Linked DNA regions of Homo sapiens: regions 1 and 2 are each linked to region 3. A link is a contact called in ENCODE Hi-C or POLR2A ChIA-PET data. All regions are on one chromosome and are shown on one strand. Each heading gives the region's core, a stretch centred on a gene start or an enhancer-like site at or near the end of the contact. The rest is flanking DNA. Distances are from core to core; before and after follow the strand shown.

The links. Hi-C counts contacts between places; a loop is a spot of excess contacts on that map. ChIA-PET counts read pairs that join two places held with the same protein, here RNA polymerase II (POLR2A). Pooled maps may share reads with other maps.
Region 1: a map of B cell shows a loop between it and region 3 (26-fold over the local background). The contact joins the promoter of WAC-AS1 here to the promoter of ZNF438 in region 3. A Hi-C loop is called at or near these places in 2 of 168 maps with a recorded cell type or tissue (B cell and CD4-positive, alpha-beta memory T cell) and 8 of 50 pooled maps.
Region 2: a loop to region 3 is called in a map of CD4-positive, alpha-beta memory T cell, with 15 times the contacts of the local background. The contact joins the enhancer-like site here to the promoter of ZNF438 in region 3. A Hi-C loop is called at or near these places in 2 of 168 maps with a recorded cell type or tissue (CD4-positive, alpha-beta memory T cell and naive thymus-derived CD4-positive, alpha-beta T cell) and 5 of 50 pooled maps. POLR2A ChIA-PET finds 5 or more read pairs at or near these places in 1 of 52 experiments (CD4-positive, alpha-beta T cell).

The regions. Positions count from the first base shown.
Region 1 is chr10:28,530,820-28,533,603 of GRCh38, forward strand. WAC-AS1 (WAC antisense RNA 1) reads right to left here and starts at 1,535. Exons shown (of 3, transcript NR_033805.1): 1 at 916-1,535. WAC (WW domain containing adaptor with coiled-coil) reads left to right here and starts at 2,299. Exons shown (of 14, transcript NM_016628.5): 1 at 2,299-2,784. The coding sequence starts at 2,761. RefSeq lists silencers at 1,553-1,972, 2,343-2,492, 2,703-2,782 and enhancers at 1,699-2,382, 2,003-2,192.
Region 2 is chr10:33,137,838-33,140,537 of GRCh38, forward strand. No RefSeq gene overlaps it. Among named protein-coding and RNA genes, the nearest start is that of IATPR, 22 kb to the left of the region's middle. Within about 2 kb of position 1,399, at least 4 of the 41 ENCODE cell types and tissues checked have a DNase peak (open chromatin) inside an H3K27ac peak, as active enhancers do; they include CD4-positive, alpha-beta T cell, where a contact is called at or near this core.
Region 3 is chr10:31,030,474-31,033,204 of GRCh38, forward strand. It overlaps ZNF438 (zinc finger protein 438), which reads right to left and starts at 1,392. Exons shown (of 7, transcript NM_001143768.2): 1 at 1,360-1,392. LOC105376481 (a long non-coding RNA gene) reads left to right here and starts at 2,035. Exons shown (of 3, transcript XR_001747410.3): 1 at 2,035-2,731. RefSeq lists a silencer at 1,054-1,613.

The sequences.
Region 1 (2,784 bases), core at 285-2,784, 2.5 Mb before region 3:
GGATTACAGGCATGACCCACTGCATCCGGCCTATTTACTTTTTGAGACAGGGTCTCCCTCTGTCGTCCAGGCTGGAGTGCACTGGTGTGATCATGACTCACTGCAGTCTCGAACTCCTGGACTAAAGTGATTGTTCAGCTTCAGCCTCTGGGAGTAGCTAGGAATACAGGCATGCATCACCATGCCTGGCTACTTTTGAGCAAATGGTTTATACCAATTTCAGCAGACATCTAGTTATCAAACAAATTAGTAGTAATTTTGCTGCCAGTTTTCAAAGTTTCTATGAAATGTTATTTGTTGTACTCCTCTGATGTTTGTCTTCAATGGATTCACTACAAATATGTCAGAAATTACATGTTAAGATGCTACCGAATTTTTTTGTTTTCATAATTTCAGTCACTGTCAATTTTTTTTTTTAGTTACTGGTAGTTTAAGAGAGCATTAAATAGGCTTTTTATTGGTCTGCACATCTCCACAAACAGCAATAAGCTCTACATCTGGCAGATGGATGTGACAAATAAGATTATGTAATTAAAATTTTTTTTCCAACCAGTTGTGATTTCAGAGCCTTTCTCCCTACATCATTCCATCTCTCCATTCTATTAGGTCTAGCAATAACGTAACTTCTTGGATACCAAGTAAATCAGTTACTTTTTATTTTTTGGAGGGGGTTGTTTCTTCTGACTTGTTTACTATTTGCCTCTTCTGTGTTAATCACCTAATTATGTTTACCACAATTCTTTTCATTAAACTATGTTGCCTTACAAATAGTGCAAAAAAAAAAAAAAAAGTCAACCAATCACCCGAATACCACCACTCTCAACTAACGGTTGTTTGGTATACTTCACGTTTCTTCTCTCAATGTACCTGCAGCAGTACATAAAATCAAATTTGTAGCAATTTCACTTAACACACCTGAGAACTTTCACATGAATTTTCTTTCACCAATGGACTTCAGCGAGGAAGAAACAGAGGAGGGAAAAGTGAGAGATAAAGAGAGGGTGGGCAGGGCACCGCTGGGTATGGAAAACGTTAGAAAGGGATGGAAAACGTTAGAAAGGGGTGAAAAGCCGAGCGCAGTGGCTCACGCCTGTAATCCCAGCACTTTGGGAGGCCGAGGCGGGAGGATCGCTTCAGGCCAGGGGTTCGAGACCAGCCTGGGTAACACAGCGAGACCCTATCTCCGGAAAAACTTTTTTTAAAAAATTAGCCGGGTGTGGTGGTGCATGCCCGTGGTGCCAGCTACTTAGAGGGCTGAGGTGGGATGACCCGTAAGCCCCGGAGGTCGAGGCTGCAGTGAGCCGTGATCGCGTCACTGCACTCAGACTGGACGACAGCGCGAGACCTGTCTCAAAAAAAAATAACAAGGGGTAGGGTGGGGCAGTGAGATGGTTCAGCGTTGTTCCCAAGGAACTCATCTCCCTAAATTTCCAGTCTCAAGCGCCGCTTTCATTCCCTGCCCCGAGCGGCGCTCCCCGCTCCGTGCACGCATCTCCGCTGAGGGCCGCCCTGACGCACGGCCTTCTGCCTTGAACACAGAACCCCTCAGCCCTTCCTATTAGCCGTTTCTGGCCGGGACTGCACGCGCTCCTTCCTGCCTCGGGGCGCAGGGTGAGACTTACGTCTAAAGGGCGCCCGGCGAGCTCGCAGCAGCCCCTGCCCCGCGGAGGGCCGGTGGCGCGCGGCGTCCGGTGAGGGGCAGCGGCCCGGGCTCGGTTCCGGCTTCCAGCAGCGGCCCGAAGGCGCCGGAGCACGCTCCCCGCTCCCCAGAACGCAGCTTCCGCGGCTGCAGCCCAGGCAGCTCTTCGGGAAGCGTCCGCCCGTGGTCTCGCCAGGGGGTTTCCGACCTCCCCGCCCGACAGCGCAGGGGCGGGGGCCGCGGCCGGAGAGCTCGCCCGAGAGCACCCCCTCCCGCTGCGCCTCTGGGCGCACGCGCAGCCGCTGCAGCCTCCCTTATTTAGTCCGCGATGGCTTCCCTCGCGCCCCACCGTCCTCTTCCGGAAGGCGGCTCCCTCCCTGCGCAGCCCGGAGCCCCTGAGATCAGCCTCGAGCAGGCGCCCGAGCGAGACTATCCCTAAACGGGAACGGCGGTGGCCGACTCGCGAGTGAGGAAAAGAAGGAAAGGGCAGACTGGTCGCGAAGAGAAGATCCAGGCCTCAGAGGAGGAGAAAGGCCGGAGCCAGCCGAGGTTTGCCGAGGGCGGTGTTCCGGACCCGCGCGGTGCGGGGAGGAAGGCCGAGGGTGGGAGAGGAGGGGCCCGGCGGAAACTGCCGAGGTTTCCCGAAGGCGGCAGCGTCCGAGTTGCCCGGATGTAGTTGGTGGAGCGGCAGCGGCGGCACCAGCGGCGGCGGCGGCGGCGGGAGGAGGAGGAGGAGAAGAAGGACCAGGCGGCGGCAGCAGCGGCGGCGGCGGGGGGAGGAGGGGAGGAGGCGGCGGAGCAGGAGGAGGAGAAGGCGGAGGAGGCAGTCGCTCTCCGCGGGGCTGAGCCGGACGCGTCGTCTTGCCCCCCTCCCCCCGGTTCGCGGTGCCGCCGTGTAGTTGGCGCCGCTGCCCCGGCTGAGAGTGAGCGTGGTGTCGACGGAGGGAGATGGCCCGGGAGCGCCGGCGCCAGTAACTGGGAGCTGATGAGAGTCGCCGAGGGCGCGCCGGGCCCAGGTGCCGGGGCTGCCCGCCGCCCGCCGCCGCCGCCGCCTGCGCGCCCGCCCGCCTTTCGCGGCCGCTCTCCCCCCTCCCCGACACACACTCACAGGCCGGGCATTGATGGTAATGTATGCGAGGAAACAG
Region 2 (2,700 bases), core at 149-2,648, 2.1 Mb after region 3:
CTCAGGATTGGAGGTCCTGGAAGTCCACAGTATGGGTGGGAGAAGAGGAGGAGCCGCTCACTCATGCAGAGGGAAGGAGAGAAGAGTGAAGTAATGAATGCATGCATTCATTCAGCAGCTGTTTAGGAGAGCCTTTCCCGTGTCCATCACTCTCCTGGGTGCTGCGACTATGGTAGAGAACAACACAAATTTAAATAAAAAGTCCCTGTTATGATGGAGGTGATGGGACTTGATCTCTTTGCATAGCATCCAGATTATTGGAGAAGTGAGGGAGGAAAAGGATATTCTAATCTCATTGTGAAATTGAGGAAACCAAAGCCTTTCTACTTACAAAGTGGCAGCCCCAAGATGCAAACACAAGTCTCTCAATTCCGCTATGTGCTGGTGCCCACACACATAGGGACCCTCCCCTTAGCTAGGTTGCTATGAGAGAGGCCACAGAGCCCTAGCAAGGAAATTGCACAAAGGCCAGCACCAAAGGTTGTTGTGATCATAAATTTGGTCCTTCCAGTAGTTTCTGGGGAGACAAGGGTCACAAATGCATCTATCTTTTGGTCAGCCGTTTTAGTATCAGCTTCCAGGTCTATTGGATAGAGATATTCATCTACACGAATAAATAACTCCTTGAAATAATTCAAGGCTTTTCAGAAACCACAATCAAATTTGTAAAATAAGGCAAAGCAAAGCAAAACACAACAAAACACTTACGTAACCATTGTTTGTGATGCAAAGCTGTAATTAAGAACCAGAATTTAACAAATATACATGAAAAAAAGCATAGAGTTGATCAGCATATTATTTTCAGGGCAAATCATAATAGTAAACTTGCATATTTCAGGGAATTTTTGTTTATACATTTTCCCCAGACCAAGCCTGAAATTCCTGTATTAAAAAAAATCACCGCCAGGCGTGGTGGCTCACACCTGTAATCCCGGCACTTTGGGAGGCCGAGATGGGCAAATCATCTGAGGTTGGGAGTTCGAGACCAGCCTGACCAACCTGGAGAAACCCAGTCTCTAGTAAAAATACAAAATTAGCTGGGCATGGTGGCGCATGCCTGTAATCCCAGCTATTCAGGACACTGAGTCAGGAGAATTGCTTGAACCCGTGAGGCAGAGGTTGCGATGAGCTGAGATGGCGCCATTGTACTCCAGCCTGGGCAACAAGAGCGAAACTCTGTTTCAAAAAAAAAAAATCACCCTATCAGTTAACTAGAGGAATAAAGCATAACATAAATGGGTACTTTTCCAGCAATTTCATTTTTTTTTAGATTTAATATTAGTTACAGGAAAGAATACACTGTCAAGGAAATCCATCAACAGCTTGGTTTTCAGAGGGAAACTCAGATACACACTTATCTATCCAAGGTTACCAGGTACCCATGGTTACTTCAGTTCAAAAAGAAACAAAACAAACCCCAAGTGCTTGAAGTGGTAACAACGGTTAGTTTTATTTCACAGCTGGTAACGTAGGTAGAAGGCACAAAAACAAGGCTGTGCAGGGGGCGGTTACTTCCTTTTCAGTGGATGGGCAAGTCATGGACTTTCGCAGTCTGAAAGCTGCTGCCGCCCCCCCCAGAGCTTGACCTCCACTCCAACGCAGCATCCCAGGGTCACAACCTGGAACTTGTCATCATCTACACCGTGTTTTGGAGCCCACATCTTAAACTCCCTGTCCCTTCAGCTCTTCCTCCTCTTCTTGGCAATATTCTCTCCAGCACCTTCAGCACAAGCCCCCGTCTCCAGCTTCGTCATGCCCCCCTCATGCATCATCTCCCCTCCATCCGTGCTCGGTGAAGCCGTTCTCCATCCACCTCTTCTGCCTCTCTCATTTTACTCCACTGCTGTTCCTTGCCTTTAGTTACCCTTTCCTGTCTTAGTCCATTTTCTGTTGCTTGTAACAGAATACCTGAAACTGGGTAATATGTAAAGAAAGGAAAAGTATTTTTTACACTTAGGGAGTCTGAGAAGTCCAAGATTGATGGGTCATAGCTGGTGGGGACTGAGGTGGCACAGGGTGTCACATGGTGAGAGTCTGAGTGTCCTGACTCAGGTCTCTTTTCCTTTTTTTTTGTTTTTTTAGATGGAGTCTCGCTCTATCGCCAGGCTGGAGTGCAGTGGTGCAATCTCGGCTCACTGCAACCTCCGCCTCCTGGGTTCAAGAGATTCCCCTGCCTCAGCCTCCCAAGTAGCTGGGACTATAGGCGCCCGCCACCATGCCTGGCTAATTTTTTTTTCCATTTTAGTAGAGAAGGGGTTTCACCATGTTGGCCAGGAAGATCTCGATCTCCTGACCTCATGATCTGCCCACCTCAGCCTCCCAAAGTGCTGGGATTACAGGTGTGAGCCACTGCCCCCGGCCTTTTCCTCTTCTTGTAAAGCCAGCAGCTCCATTCCAATGATAATTTACTAATCTGTCAACCTATTAATCCATGAATGGATTAATCCACTGATGAGGGCAGAGTCCTCATGACCCAGTTACCTCTTAAAGGCCCCTCCTCTCAACTCTGCCACATTGGGGATCAAATTTCAACATGGGGTTCAGACAGGACAGACATTCGAATCATAGCACTTCTCTTCCTTTACTTCTCCACCAATCGTGAAGATATACGGAGAGATCAAGACCCATCATCTCCACAGGAATGGGGATTTTAAAATCTGTTTTGCTCACTGCCATAGTCCCAGCACCCAGGAGGCATTC
Region 3 (2,731 bases), core at 142-2,641:
TTCATTTGCACTCTCGTGATCTCATTTGATCCTGGAAAAACCAACAAACAGATAAACCATCGGCTCTCATTTTAGATAAGAAAAACAAAGTTCCAAGTTTGCGTGACTTGTCCTTGGACACGAAGCTAGTTAACGAATAGAACAAAAATTAGAAGCCCTGCTTTCTGATTCAAAGGCTCTTCCTACCTGGATGAAAAGATATCACACTCCTGAAATGAATTTACAGAAATGTGAACTCTCGAGCTCCTGTATAAATACACCCTGAAGTGTGCACAGTATTCTTCCCTTCAAAGTTCCTGAAGACTACTAGTCCCGGAGTTTGAGAGGCATTATAGTCTAGTAATAACTAATCGATAATGTAGTACCCCTTGACCAAAATATTCAAGCAGTCAGATACGATGATTGGATATTCCAAATCGATACAGCAATCCTTAAAACTCAGTGAGTCTGTGTTGTCTATAATGTGCTAGTTCCAGCACACTGAAAGCTTCCTCTGCAAAACCCAGACAACGGGGGCATTGTAATTGCCAAGAGTACCGTGCTAACGATACCTGTTATTTCTTGGGATCCCCATTCTATCAAGTTTAGTGACAACAGTTCGATCACCCAACAGGCTCCAGTGTGGTATAGAATCAGATGGAGGGAAGGTTGTCGGGGGGAGGCAAAACAGTGAAAAAGTTCCCCTTCTACAAGATTCCTGGTCAAATAGCCAGTGGCTACCACATTCCTCAGAATAACCAAGTGTCTGTGTATAAGCTTTCTCCTAGCAAATTTACACACTTGTGTTATCTCACGTGTTCCTAGTGCTGTGGGAACAACCATTAGGGAGGCCAGAGGCTGCTGTACCTCCCTTTTACACAAAAAAGAAAACTGAGGCAGCAACTGGTTATCTTATAAATGTGTCCACGATGACTTGGTCACTTGTGGGATCCCAACGGCCAGGACATAGGATTCCTATTCTCTGAGAGGAAGCTTCCATCCCCTACTTAACATGTCAAACTCCAAGGCTGAGAGGGGGAAGAAAAGGAATCTAAGTCCCTTTATCACGGAAGAAAAAAAGGGACTCTCCATTTGGACTTTCCGCCCCTTCTAAGGCCTCGCTCCCAGGCTCGGAGACGCGCCCCGCCCCAGGGGAAAAGGTGCTGGCCCGGCCCCACGGGGCGCGGCCTCGCCTCCCGCACCCCAGGTCCCTACCGCCCAGCAGGGCGCGCTGCCACTCTGAGCAGACACCTGTCCCTTCGCCACAATCGGCGACTCCCCAAGGAACTGACGCCCCCAGAGCCACCACCACCGCCGGGACTGCCAGCTGCCAGCGGGCCCCGCAAGCCCTAGGAGCTGCAGGAATCCTCGTAAACTTACAGTTTTCCTACAGCGTGCGCGTCACAGCGGGGTGACGTCACGGGCCCAGCAGTCGGGGAGGTCAAGCCACGGGGCGCGGGCCGCTGGGCCCCCAGGCTCCGCCCTCGCCCCGCCCCGGCGCCGCGGCGGGAGACACGCCCCCGAGCTCCACGCCCTCGAGCTCCACGCACCTCCCCGTAGCAGACACCCCGCGCAGGCGCAGACGGCCTCTGCGCCCGCATGCCTGTGGGCTTCGCCGACCGGGGCGCCTGCGGCGGCGACTGCTCTACCAAAGCCTCACTCAAAGCCTGAAGTCGGGGTTAGAGGAGGAGGAGGGGCCGACAAAAGGGGACGGAGACCTTCAGAAATACTGTAAACAAGCTGTCGCCCTGGGGGCTGGAGTAAGACGCCTGGGTTGTGAGGTAGTTTTTCCACAGACATTGCCCGCCTTCCTCACGTGTTCGTTAAAAGTTCTCCACGTGTGGAAACAGCCATTTGCTCTCCATCAGGTGCTGGCGGGTCCTCAGCCCTGAAAAGACAGCTCTCCCAGGGTCCCTCGCTCCTCCCCGGCTCGACGCGGCTCCCGCTAGACTCCGCCCAGACCCCGAGCAGTCCCCGCCCATCTCTTGACTATGCCCCTCCCACGCCCACTTAGGCCTTGCCCCTGGGTCCCGCCCTTCCGGCTCCCGCCCCTGGCTCCCGGCTCCCGCGGGCCCCCACCTGCCCTTCTTGCCCTGGCGCCGCCTCCAGCCCAGCCCGTTTCTTGCAGATTTTAGCTTCTCCCTTGCCTGCCGCCTTTCCCGTTTCGGCTCGGTGAAGCTACCTATGGGTTGCTGTTCATTTAACAAACGGTGATCCGGATAAACATGTTCACTTCTTCGCCTGGGCAAACTTTCCAGCCCCCGACCCACTCATGTCACGATACCTTCCCGTGTCCAAGTCCGGCTCTCTGCTCCCCACTTTTTTTTTTTTTTTTTTTTGAGACAGAGTGTTTCTCTGTCTCCCAGGCTGGAGTGCAGTGGCGCGATCTCAACTCACAGTACCCCCTGCCTCCCGGGTTCAAACGATTTTCTTGCCTCAGCCTCCTGAGTAGCTGGGATTACAGGCGCGCGCCACCACAGCCGGCTAATTTTTATGTTTTAGTAGAGACAGGGTTTCACCATGTTGGCCAGGATGGTCTCCATCTCTTGACCTCGTGATCCGCCCGCCTCGGCCTCTCAAGGTGCTGGGATTACAGGTGTGAGCCGCCGCGCCCGGCCTCTTTGCTCTTTTATACTCTCAGAAGCAATGAGTTCTGGTTAAAAAAAAGGGCTCGATAGACGGAAAAAATGAAGGCTTAAAGAACTGACAACAAAATATTAACATTTGGCTTGTGGAATTCTTACACTCTCGT